Linked DNA regions of Homo sapiens: all the other regions are linked to region 2. The links are chromatin contacts, found by Hi-C or POLR2A ChIA-PET in ENCODE. All regions are on one chromosome and are shown on one strand. The core of a region is the stretch at or near the end of the contact, and the rest is flanking DNA. Distances in the headings are between cores, read along the strand shown.

Region 1 (4,019 bases), core at 778-3,277, 490 kb after region 2:
CCCAAACTTGTGGCCTTGGCAAGTAGGACCCTCTCAATCCCTATCCGCACTTTCCACACAGAGGAAGCCAGACAGCATTGTGTATTGATGGTTTGTTTCCATCTCACTAATCAAGAGGCTGAAAGCAACAAACTCTTTTTTTTCCTCTATCTCAACTTTTATTTTAGGTTCTGAGGGTACACATGCAGATTTGTTAGATGGGTAAATTGAATGTTGCTGAGGTTTGGTGTACCAATGGTCCCATCACCAGCGATGGATATAGTCTGGAGGGCCAGACTCCAGGTTTCTTGTGGCTGAGGAATACACTCCTGTCTTGCTGAAGCCCTCCCTATGGAGTGAGCTCTGTGGACCAGCAGCTTGGGCATCGCACAGGAGCCCATTAGACATGCTGAACGTCAGGGCCAGCCCCAGGGCTTCTGAATCACGGTCTGCATTTTAACAAGATCCCCGGGTGATTTCTGTGTACAGGATGGTTTGAGAGGCACTGGTTTAAGCCACTATTTTTTTTTCCTGTTATTTGCAGCTGAACCCAATTCTTTCTTTCTTTCTTCTTCTTTTTTTCTATAGGGCTTTTAAAAAATGTTTCCTCACTGTTTTGACAATATCATGAAAAAAATTCAGTTTAGAATCTGGAACTGACCTGGATGAGATTCAGGGGCAGCTACATGGCAAGGGCGGCACAACCTCTTTGATTCCCTCCCCACGGTGGGAGCTAAGCTACTGGTAATGGAGGCGCCGACAGGCACCAAACCAGGAACTAAGTTAGTGTCTCAGGCAAGAAAGGGGAGGCGAGGCCGGAGCCACTGCGGGGACCCTCCTGGTTATAGTTAGTTGTCTCTCTCCCTCCCCACACTGGCGACATGAAGACAGGCAGGTGGGTCAGGTGTTCCAGGACAGAAAAATAACCAGCAGTCAGCCCTCAGGCTCACACCTGAGCTTCTGGTCAATCCCCTCGGCTGAACCCGCTTCTTGTGGATAGAGTAGATGATGTCCAGGTGGGGTCACTGAGAGAGTGGGGCTGGAGAAGGGATTTCTGAGCGGCTCACTCATGGGCACCCTCACCTCCCTTCCCTGCATGCAGGCCTGACTTTCTAGAAAACCCTCATTTCTAGAATGAGGGGTGTGGGAGCCTTGGCTAGAGCTGTTCTGGGGCCCAGGGTCTCAAAAAGCAAGGTTCCTGTCCCCTGTGATTGCCTTGCTCCGGACCCCTATGTCTCCAGCACCAAGAGTGTCAGGGTAGACGACGGTGTGGAGCTCAGTGGAGGCGGATAAGGGGGCTGTAGTCATTTTGAAACCTTACGGTATTATAAAATAGATCATCCTTCCTGGAAGCCATGGCCTTCTGTTTTTAAACACAGGCGTTTCTAGGCTGAATTTCTGGGGCCTCCTCTATGACTCAGACTTGATTGCCTAAGAGGGTCACAATCTTTGGTACAAAATTCCAAGAAGGGTCCCTCCCAGCACATGCACATCCACATCCACCCAGGTCTTGTACACCAGCACCTCTCAAACTTTAATGCCCAAATGTATCCTCTGGAGATTTTGGTGAAAGGCAGTCTGGCTTGTGGCCTAAGACTCTGTGTCTCATAAAGCCTCCTGGTGCTGCAGCAGCTGCTGCTGCTGCTCTGAGAACTACACTTTAAAAGGCAAGGTTGTAGACTCTCTACTAACAGCTAGTGGATATTTCTTAGTTACAGCCTCTCATCTTCAAAACCTGACCCCACAATTCCAGACACTCCAGTTAGAAAGGTCAAATTAATTGTCATTTGTTACAGGATCTCACCACGAGTGTGGCTTCTCTTGGACAGGTGAGGGTAGAAGTTTCTGTTTCTCTTTGTTTTGCTTTTATTAATAACCTACTACACACAGAACTTCATTTTAGATAAAATCCTGGCCAAGACATGAACAGGTGTGTAAGTAACTCTGTGGACAGTGGGATTTACTTTCATCTGGGTTCCTGGTGGTGAATGATATCTCCATGTTTAGAGAGCACCTCTCAGTTTGATGTGGCAGTTTTTTGCTGTGGTTATGACTTTCAACATACTTCCTGCTTTTCTTGCAAAACAGAGAAGACTCACTCCTCTGTGGGAGGCCACAGCCCAAATGATTGCTGGCTTCTTCAAGGGCTGGAGCAGGGCTTGCAGGGGATTGCTGGCCTTCAGTGTGTGAGGTCTTTGGCCTTTTTCTACGTGAACATCAAGGTTAATCTATGTGGACTTGGCCTTCTGTTGGAGCAAGTTATTGCAATGCTGTTGGAGGAGCATGAGGTTCTTAGCACTTCTTAGCTTCAGATATCAAGGGAGATTCTTGTCCAACAACAACAGAAAATAGAGCCCAGCCATTTTTGTCATCAAGATTGCCAGGGTCGCATGATCTCAATGGCAATGCTCACACTTGCTAGAAATTTGGATTCATAAGCTTTTGAGTTAAACAGGGTCTGAGAATCCTTAAAGCTAACTCCTCTCTGTTTCAGAGGTGCAAACTGCTAATGAGAAAGATGCCAATCTGGTTCTTATTCTTTTTTTTTTTTTTTTTTGAGATGGAGTCTTTGTTGTCCAGGCTGGAATGCAGTGGTGTGATCTCATCTCACTGCAACCTCCACCTCCTGGGTTCAAGTGATTCTCCTGCCTCAGCCTCTGGAGTAGTTGGGATTACAGGTGCCTGCCTCCACACCCAGCTAACTTTTGTATTTTTAATAGGACGGGGTTTTGTCATGTTGGCCAAGCTGGTCTCAAACTCCTGACTTCAAGTCATCTACCTGCCTTGGCCTCCCAAAGTTGGTTCTTATTCTTTTGTTGTTTATTTGTTTCTTGTTTCTCTCTGAGAGTGTTTAGGATCTCCTTAGATTGTTGGTGCTCTGAAATTCCAAGAGGTTATTTCTATGGATCACTCTTTGTTCATTGTGCTCAGTGCTTGGGGTCTTTCAATCCAAAGCTTATATCTTTCTTCAACTCCGGGAGATTTTTTTCAATTGTTTCTTTGATAATTTTCTGCTTTCTGTTTTCCTTCTTCTCCTTTTCTGAAATTCCTGCAATGTAAATGTTGAGCCACCTAAATTGACCCTATGTATTTTTTTTCTCCAATTACCCATTTTATTTTGGTCATTTTACTCTGTATTCTGCAAGTTCTTCTTGAATTTTTAATGTATTTTTTCTGTCTTTGACTTTTGGTTTCAAAAAAATTGAATGTATTATATTTGTGATAATAAAAAGTAAATATATTTTAAAAGGGATTTAGAACAAACTCTTGGTTTTCAACTGCTCCTTTTTAATAGAAGATTTTTTTTTTTTTTTTTTTTTTTGACAGAGTCTCGGTCTGTCACCAGGCTGGAGTGCAGTGGCGTGACCTGGGCTCACTGCAACTTTTGCCTCCCGGGTTCAAGCAATTCTCCTGCCTCAGCCTCCTGAGTAGCTGGGATTACAGGTGCCCACCACCATGCCCAGATAATTTTTGTATTTTTAGTAGAGACGAGGTTTCACCATGTTGGCCAGAATGGTCTCAATCTCTTGACCTCGTGATCCACCTGCCTTGGCCTCCCAAAGTGTGGGTTTTGTTTTACGGACGTATCATCTTGGTTCTCCAAGAGGATAATTAGAGTTTAAGGTTTTTACTTAGTTCTTTTTCCTTTCCTTGTTCTACCTCCTCCAAGTTCATTTGTTCTGTTGACTTATCTTGGTCCTTTTCTTTTCCTGAGTGAATGGTGTTTGTGGCAGCTCATTTCTATTTATGCATTCTAGGTTGGGTTGTTAAGTTGAAGTAAATGGGGGACTGGGGTCCTTCTGCGAATGAGAAGGTGTGACTGTGAGCTCTCTGGCTGTGGAAGGGGGTGCTGATGGGTAAATCTTGCTTTCTTCTGTGAGAGTGGGAGAAGTCAAACCAATTCAAGGAGACCCCTGCTCTAAGATGTTACTCCCATGTTGGAAGCCTCAGCCCCTTCCAGTCAGCTTTTATTTGCTTTTTAAAAAGATTATTTCTCAAGGGTGCAAGGGTGGTAAGGGATAAAAGACTAAACACTGGGC
Region 2 (4,362 bases), core at 541-3,040:
GAATCCGTTCCCACTTGAAGCAGGGGGGCTCTGGGGTCCGAAGCTGCTGTGTGCACAGGGCTTGATGGAGCAGGTGGTCATTGCAGCTGAGCCAACTTTCCAGCGCCTTAAAAAATACACTCAGTTTAGCAAGTACAGGCAGAAAGCCCAAAGAGATGGCCCATCCCCTTGAGGGAGGTAGAGAAGTGAACGATGGTGTTTCCTGTCCCAAGAGGTGGGAGGAAGGCTGTTTGGGATTTGGCTCATCAGGGGCCACAGGCTACTGGGATGCCTATGTCCTATCCCTCTGTGTAGGCTATGGAGCCCTTTCCTGGGTATGGGCCTCCCAATAAGCCTGTGGCCAATGCAGGGGCAGGCTGGGAGGTGGCTTTCCAGGCAGCTTGCAAAGGCCTGTTTGTCTGAGGCTTGTCCTGACATCACTGAGGCTTTGCTTGCAGGTGGCAGGGACTTACACAGAGGCTCTTTGTTGGCCAGCCACAGAGGTCAGTTAGAAGCCATGAATGGACTGGAGCTGGCAGCCCCTCCTCTACCCATAGCACACAGCTGCCACCTCTCTGGGTTGCCCATGCCTGACGGTGGGTGTGTGAGGTGTGGGGAGAGGCATCTCTGCCCAAATTTGTAGCCAGAGAGCAGAGGAAGTGAAGTTGGTGGGAGGCGGTGAGGAAGGCAGGGAGAAAGAAAGGAGGTGGTGTTGAGGAAGCTAGCATGGCTTCTGCCCAGCTCTGTCATGGTTTGCAGGTGCGCGCTCTCTCTCTCTCTCTCTCTCTCTCTCTCTTTAAAGACAAATTCTCACTCTGTACCCAGGTTAGAGTTCAGTGGCACCATCTTAGCTCACTGTAGCCTTGGCTTCCTGGGCTCAAGCAATCCTCCCATCCCAGCCCCCCGAATAACTGGAAACACAGGTATGCACAACCATGCCTGGCTAATTTGTTAATTTTTGTAGAGGCAGGGTCTCGCTGTCTTGCCCAGGCTGGTCTTGAACTCCTGGGCTCAAGTGATCCTCCCACCTCGGCCTCCCAAAGTGCTAGGATAACAGGTGTGAGCCACTGTGCCAGGCCTTTTGCAGGCTATTTGATGTCTGCATTGGATACTTGGGGTCAGGCTCAATGCCTGGAAGTCATTTAGTGTCATTCTGCTGTGCTCTATTACTTTAAGCATTCACAAGCCTTTCCACACTCTCACTTCTTGATAGGAGGAGTGTCTAGGAATTGTTTTCAAAATGCTGTATTTGCATACAGAGAAATGTGTAGTTCAGTGAGTTTTGACAGATGCATGCACCTGTGTGACCCACATTCCTATCAAGATATAGAATAGTTCCATCCCCAGAAAGTTCCCTCATGCTTCTTTCCAGTTAGTGCTCACCTCCAGGCAACTACAATTCTGATTTTTTAAAATCATTTATTAGTTTTGCCCATTCTAAGATGTAATATAAATGGATTCATATAGTATTTATATACAGTTGATCTTCATTATCCACAGATTCTGTATTTGTGAATCAGCTTACTTGCTAAAATTTATTTGTAACCCCAAAATTAATACTCACAGTTCTTTTGTGATCATTCACAGATATAACAGAGTGCTGAAAAGTTTGAGTCCCCTGACGCCTATCTTCCCAGCTGAAGTCGAACAAGGCAACGCTCCGCCTTCTTGTTTCAGGTCATGCAGTAAACAGGTGTCCTTTTCATGGTCTATTTAGTGCCATGGTTTTTGCATTTTTGTGGTTTTTGTTGATGATTTTGCTGTTTCAAATGGCCCCCAGGCACAGTGCTGGAGTGCTTTCTAGTGTTCCTAAGAGCAAGAGGGCTGTGATGTGCTTTACAACGAGAATATGTATGAGAGAAGCTTTCTTCAGGCACGAGCTACAGGGCTGTTGGCTGAGGGTTCGATGTTAATGAATCAACAATATATACTAAGGAAGGTGTCTCTAAATAGAAGCACACATAAAACAAGGTCATATATTCATCAGTTGATGAAAGTGTTGTGGTCAGAAGTTTTCAGAAACCTAACCCTGTATTTCTGCCAGAAGCAGTGGTTCAGTATTGACTGATTCAGTATTCTTGCCAAATAATGAGAATCAACTATAGTACTCCTTTGTCCAGCTTATTTCACTCAGATAATATCTGTGAAATTCAGCTATGCTGTTGCATTATCAACTGGGCTTTTTGCATTATCAATTGTGCTTTTGTTTTACTGCTGAGTAATATTACATTGTATGGATACACCACAAGATTTGTTTTTCCATTTCCCTGTTGAGGTTTTTTTTTTTTTTTCATTTTTGGCTATTATGAATAAGTCTGTTAGGATTGTTTTTGTGTAAGACTTTGGGTTTTTTTTTTGTTTGTTTTTTTCTTTTGTAAATATGGGATCTCGCTATGTTGTCCAGGTTGGTTTTGAACTCCTGGCTTCAAGTGATTCTCCTGCCTTGGCCTCCTAAAGTGCTGGAATTATAGGCATGAGCCACTGCACCTTATATGTACAAGTCTTTGTATAGACACAGGCTTTCGTTTCTCTTGGGTAAATACCTAGGAGTAGAATTGCTGGATCATGGAGTAGGTGTATGTATAACTTTTTTAGCAACTGCCAAAAACTTTTCCAAAGTGGCCGTGCCACTTAGCATTCCCACAGCAGTGTGAAAGTTCCTCTGATTCTCCAGCTGTTTTTAGAATTTCTTGGGGGCCCTGCTTTACTTGTTGCTTTCTAAGCCACCTGTTCTCTGAGCTGGCAACGCTTGGCTGATACCCTCCCAATTTCCTCTGTTAAAATATTATCTTCACAAGATATTTTATTCCTTTCTTGATAGTGATGGGCTGTGAGCCCATCACTATTTTACTTTGCTTCTTTGCTCTCTTAAGAGTTTGATTTAAAAAACATTTTTTTGTTTTTGCTTTTACCAGTTTTCTCTAGTACAGAAATCCTCTTAGGCTGGGCACAGTGGCTCATGCTTGTCATCCCAGCACTTTGGGAGGCCGAGGCGGGTGGATCACGAGGTCAGGAGATCGAGACCATCCTGGCTAACATGGTGAAACCCAGCCTCTACAACAAATATAAAAAATTAGCCGGGCGTGGTGGCGGGCACCTGTAGTTAAAAAAAAAAAAAAAAAAGGAAATCCTCTGCCCGGGTGCTGTGGTTCACGCACTTTGTAATCCCAGCACTTTGGGAGCTGAGGCAGGGGGATTGCTTGAGCTTAGAGATTCAAGACCAGCCTGGGCAACATGGTGAAACTTTGTCTCTACGAAAAATAAAAAAATTAGCTGGGCGTGGTGGTGCGTGCCTATAGTTCCAGGTACCGGGGAGGCTGAGGTGGGAGGATCATATGAGCCCAGGAGGTCAAAGCTGCAGTGAGCCATGATCACACCACTGCATTCCAGCCTGGGCAACAGAATGAGGCCCTGTCTCAAAAAAAGTGATAATAATAATAAAATAAAAAATAAATTCCTGGGTGTTTTTTTTTTTTTTTGCCGTTTTTTAAACCTTAAACACAGCTAACTGTAGAAAAGTCAGAAAGTATAGAAAAAAATTGGAAAGGTCACCGATCATCCTACTCTAGGGATAATCACTGTTAGGATAGACTTTTTTTTCTTTTACACATAGATATTTAATTTTAAAGAATTTGAGTGAACTAAAATTAACTTTGTTGTAGATTTGGGGACTTTAGTGAAAGTTGGGCCAATAGAGGATGTCGGGGAGCAGAACTTCCCCTCTTCTCTCTTGGGGTCCTGGTGGGGTCTGAAAACTAAATTGACATAGGTAAATAGAAGAGCATACACATTTAATAAAAGTTCTATGTGACACGGGAGCCCTCATAAACAAATGAAGACCCAAAGCAGTGGCAAAACATACATGTGTTTATATGAGGTTGAACAAAGAGAGGCATTTGTGGGAAAGTAACCAAATTATGTGGGGAGGCTAAAGGAAAGTAAGCCTTATTTTAACAAGGTCTGTTTGTACAGAATTTTCTCTGCTGTTACTCTCCATTGAAGAGTGTTTGTTTTCTCATGGTACAGGGAGGGCACCTTTTATTTTATTTTGTATTTTATTTGTATGGATTTAGGGGGGAGAAGTGCACTTTTGTTACATGGATCTATTGCCTACTGGTGAAATCTGGGTTTTAGTGTAACCATCAACTGAACAGTGTAAATTGTTCCCACTAAGTAATTTCTGGCTGGGCAGTAATCCCAGCACTTTGGGAGGCTGAGGGGAGTGGGGATATCTTGAGCCTGGGAAGTTGAGGCTGCCTGGGCCACATGGCAAAACCCCATCTCTACTAAAAATGCGAAAAATTAGCCGGGCAAGGTGGTGCGTGCCTGTGGTTCCAGCTACTTTGGAGGCTGAGGTGGGAGGACTGCCTGAGACTGGGAAGT
Region 3 (4,480 bases), core at 784-3,283, 450 kb before region 2:
TTCCTTACATATAAACTGGAGATATATAACTGCATCTACCTGATAGGGTCATTATAAGGACCAAATAGGACCAAATAATGGAGCATAGTGCCTGGCACTCAGTGAGTGCTTGGAAGCACTTGCTATTATTATGAACACATTTTTTTTTTTTTTTTTTGAGACAGAGTCTTGCTCTGTCACCCAGGCCAGAGTGCAGTGGTGTGATCTTGGCTGACGGCAACCTCCGCTTCCCGGGTTCAAGCTATTCTCGTGCCTCAGCCTCCTGAGTAGCTAGAATTATAGGCGCTTACCACCATGCCTGGCTAAGTTTTGTATTTTTAGTATGGGGGGGTTTCACCAGGTTGGCCAGGCTGGTCTCTAACTCCTGACCTCAGGTGATCCACCCGCCTCAGCCTCCCAAATTGCTGGGAATACAGGCACGAGCCACCGCGCCCGGCCTAACACAATATTTTTATCTCTGTTTCCTGTATCCTGAGTCACTTTTCAGGAACAAAAAAAGACTTGCAGACACTGACTAGCTCAGTCCCTAACGGTGGCAGGAAGCAGTAGGTAGGTGATCAGAAGAGAAATTTCCCATAGCAAATCAGGGTCTGTGGTCAGGCCAGCCTTGGCTTGCTACTCAGTTTTACTGACCCCAGTCGGAAGATGGGAAGGAGGAAGCAAGGAAGGGAGTGCCCTGCAGGCAGCCCAGCCTTTTGAGTGGGCAATAATATGGCTTGGAATTGTTTCCCCACCAAAATCTCATGTCAAATTGTAATTCCCAGTGTTGGAGGAGGGGCCTGGTGGGAGGTGATTGGATCACTGGGGCGGTTTCTAATGGTTTAGCACCATCCCCCTAGCGCTGCCTTGTGCTAGCGTTATCTGGGGATCTGGTTGTTTAAAAGTGTGTAGCACTTTCTTTTTTTCTCTTTCTCCTGCCAGCCATGTAAAATGTGCTTGCTTCCCCTTCACCTTCCACCATGATTGTAAGTTTCCTGAGGCCTCCCCACAAGAAGAAGCCTGTACAGCCTGCAGAACCATGAGCTAATTAAACCTCTTTTCTTTATAAATTACCCAGTCTCAGGTATGTCTTTATAGCAGTATGAGAACAGACTAATACAGGGAACTAGTGTCAAGTTGCTGGCAGAAGATTCTGAAGCGGTAGAGTTGAAGCCTCAGGAGCCTGGCTGGCCTTCAGGGTCCCTGCTTCCTCCTGTCATGTGTGTCATCCTTGGGCAGTGCTTTCTGTCCACTCCATGTTCTCCTCGTGGTTCTTACCTCCTCTCCTTGTTATCCAGGACATCTGCTTTATATGCATTTTCTCCATGTGTTCTGTCCAGTTTAATGGCTCTGTAGTAAAAAGATTAATCCTGACATAAGTAAGAGACATCTGGAAACAACTGACCCTGTTAATTCTTCTCTTCTCTCCTAGGGCCTCAGGGTTCTCAGTGGCTCTGCTCCAAGGCCTCACTGGGGAGCGGGAGAGGCCCATTTCAGTGGGTGAGCAGATGGGGGCTCCTGGGCTGAGGCCTTCCCAGAGGCTGGGCGGTGGCCAGCCATGATCATGGGCCAAGGTCACTTGTTACTGTACTGGAAGAACAGGGCTAGGACTGGAGGTCAGGCCAACCCAGGGTCTCAAGACCCATTCCAGGCAGGACCAGTCCCCAGCAAAAGGCTGCCAGGCTGCAGCAGCCCTTGATTTTCTGAGCTGCTCAGGGTAAGGACATCCTGAGAAGGAGGCTGCCTTTAGAGAATAGGACCATTAAAAGCTCATCCTAAATGAAGCACCACCAAAACTCCTCAAGATTGTCATGGTTGTTCAAAAGATGGCCAAAGTTTCTTTCTTTTTCTCACTCTGTTCCCTCTCTAGCTGCACCCCTTGTCTCCCTTCTCTCCCTCTCCTTCCTTCTCTCTCCTAATTGCATTTCTCAGTGTGCCTGCATCTGACTGCCTGTCTGCCATTGGAATGGGCACAGGTGTTGGGGGAGGATGTCTCCACCACAGGTCAGCCTGGGTACCAAGGAAGTGTTTGGGGAACTGGCTTCACTCCTTCCACCCAAGCCTATGTCACTTTTCAACCGACCAATGCAGTGAACAGAACTCTGAGTCACGCAGGAAATACAGTAATTTTCTGAGGAACAATAAGCATCCATTCTGCAGTTGCCAGTGGTGACTATATAGCCCTTCACTGCCATTGAGCTCTTTATTTTGGGGGGACCGGGGGTGGTATGTGCATATCTGGCTCTCTATTTTATTTTTATACAAACGATAGCATATACTGTTTGTCTTGCCCTCAGGTTTGGTTTCTGTTGCCGCTGTTGTTTTCTTTTCCAACATCATAAGCCTCTTCCTTATCTTTCCATGTCTGCACACAGGAAGCGGCATCACTTGTTTTTCATGTCCTGCGCATCGAGGCACACTTTCTGCTCCTCTTTGTGCCGCCAGCCGGCCCAGGCCCACAGATGGTAGGACTTGTGCCCCAGGCTGCTGTGTGAGTCAGAGTCAGGCAGGAAGCAAATGGCAACTTCACCGCGGTGACTGAGGAATGCTTAACGAAGGCGCCGCCCTTGACAACGGTGTGGGTTGGTAAAAGGAAACAGCCGGGAGCCCTGCAGCGCCGGTGCCGCCACCGTTTAGTCTGACTGTGCATTTGACTAAGTCACAAGAGGCCAGGCCTGTGACTTGTCCGAGGGAAAAACCACCAGAAAACCAGGTGTCTGGGCTCCCAATCAGTAATCTTCATTGGGTTTGCTTTGATTGTAAACGAACAAAAAAAAAGCTTAGTTATTTAAATTCCATTCATGAATCTAGGAAGGAGCTTAGAAATTAGCCTTTTCCACAATCAAGACCAATTAGTCAACTCTTCTATTGTAAGTTTTCATCATTTTTCTGTTTACCCAACTTACAAACTGCTTTTTAAGTCAGAACTTGAAGATTTATTCCTGGCAAATGTTTTTAAGAGCAAAAATTTGGAATCAGTGTAAGTGTCCCCAAATAGGATAATGGGAAAGTAAATGAGGATACATCTACTCAGTGGAAAATATCTTAAACTGTTTGAAGTTTGCAATAAAGTGGAAAATGCTTAGCTGTTATGTTCAAGAAAAATTATGAAGTCTAATTTATTTAGAGTGCCATGATAATTATGCTAATTCATATAGGCACTGAAACAAAAAAAAAAACCCTAAAACTTACATGAAGAAAAATAGACTGGAGAGGAAGACACCAACATGTTACTGATAATGATTATCATTTTATGGGTGAAATGAGATTGATTTTTATTCACTTCTCTCAACGTTTCCAAATTTTCTCCAGTGGTCATCTAATACTTCCAGAACAACAACAGCATTAACTACAAGATCACAGTTCAAAGAAACAAGTCGCTGAGATAATTTGACAAGTGGTCTATATCCAGAGCCATTAATATACCCACAACTTCTGACCCAGTCATTTCTCTTAGGAATCTGTCCTGAGGAAGTAGTTCAGCTTTCAGAAAAAGCCCTAGGCAGGGAGATGTTTACTGCAGGGAAAAACTGGAAACCACGTAGATGCCAAACACTGTAAAAATAGTTAAAGAAAACGAGGTTCAGCCACTTGACACCACTACGTATTCATTAGGAAAGAAAATGATGACAAAAAGCATGCACTGTGACACCAAAGACAAAACTCAGCATTCACAATTGAATGTGCAGTATGATAAGAGGGTTTGTTTATTTTTATTTATTTTTATTTTTTATTTTTTTGAGATGGAGCCTTGCTCTGTCACCCAAGCTGGAGTGCAGTGGCGCCATGTAGGCTCACTGCAACCTCTGCCTCCTGGGTTCAAGTAATTCTCCTGTCTCAGCCTCCCGAGTAGCTGGGATTAGAGGGGTAAGCCACCATGTCTGGTTTTTGTATTTTTAGTAGAGATGGGGTTTTGCCATGTTGGCCAGGCTGGTCTCGAACTCCTGACCTCAGGTGATCTGCCTGCCTCGGCCTCCCAAAGTGCTGGGATTACAGGTGTGAGCCACCGTGCCCGGCTATAACAGGATTTTAAAAACGCTATAGGTGTTGAAAAAAAAATCCTCAAAGAAGACGAGATGAATGGTTATTGATGGCGGGGCAGGGTGATGAGATTGTGTGTAGTTTCTTTTCTTGATTCAGCATTTTCTGTAATGGACTTGTCTTGCATTTATAACTGTAAAACGTAATGAGTAATGGAACAATTACTTGGTTCCAAAGCACAGAGTCCAACAGGGAAGGCTGGTGGAGAGCAAGCCCCTTTGTCAGCAGTGGAACAAGAGGGAAGGAGCCATCGAGGAGGGACTGATGAGATCTGACTAACTCCAGCACTAACGAAGCAGTGAGTGGGTGAAAAGAAATTGCGGGGCCTTGCAGGGGTCTAGGTGGGGAATGGAAAGATAAGGAATGCAAAATACACAGTTCTGTGGAAATCACTCAACAGTCAACAGACCACCTCTGGTGGACGAACATCAAATTCTGTCAAATCCCTCCTACCCTAAAG

What was found. A loop is a pair of places that touch in the nucleus more often than their neighbours do. ChIA-PET counts read pairs that join two places held with the same protein, here RNA polymerase II (POLR2A). Pooled maps may share reads with other maps.
Region 1: a map with no recorded cell type shows a loop between it and region 2 (6-fold over the local background). The contact joins two enhancer-like sites. A Hi-C loop is called at or near these places in 12 of 37 single-sample maps with no recorded cell type and 4 of 50 pooled maps. POLR2A ChIA-PET finds 5 or more read pairs at or near these places in 1 of 52 experiments (naive thymus-derived CD8-positive, alpha-beta T cell).
Region 3: a pooled map shows a loop between it and region 2 (3-fold over the local background). The contact joins two enhancer-like sites. A Hi-C loop is called at or near these places in 1 of 50 pooled maps. POLR2A ChIA-PET finds 5 or more read pairs at or near these places in 2 of 52 experiments (A549 and Panc1).

Annotation. Positions count from the first base shown.
Region 1 is chr3:46,096,569-46,100,587 of GRCh38, forward strand. No RefSeq gene overlaps it. Among named protein-coding and RNA genes, the nearest start is that of XCR1, 71 kb to the left of the region's middle. RefSeq lists an enhancer at 1,072-1,181. Within about 2 kb of position 2,028, at least 21 of the 41 ENCODE cell types and tissues checked have a DNase peak (open chromatin) inside an H3K27ac peak, as active enhancers do.
Region 2 is chr3:45,611,326-45,615,687 of GRCh38, forward strand. All of the region lies in intron 1 of LIMD1 (LIM domain containing 1), which reads left to right. Among named protein-coding and RNA genes, the nearest start is that of LIMD1, 19 kb to the left of the region's middle. RefSeq lists enhancers at 397-466, 1,524-1,573 and a silencer at 3,803-3,902. Within about 2 kb of position 1,791, at least 6 of the 41 ENCODE cell types and tissues checked have a DNase peak (open chromatin) inside an H3K27ac peak, as active enhancers do.
Region 3 is chr3:45,165,163-45,169,642 of GRCh38, forward strand. No RefSeq gene overlaps it. Among named protein-coding and RNA genes, the nearest start is that of CDCP1, 21 kb to the left of the region's middle. RefSeq lists enhancers at 1,051-2,014, 2,015-2,978 and a silencer at 2,539-2,658. Within about 2 kb of position 2,034, at least 24 of the 41 ENCODE cell types and tissues checked have a DNase peak (open chromatin) inside an H3K27ac peak, as active enhancers do.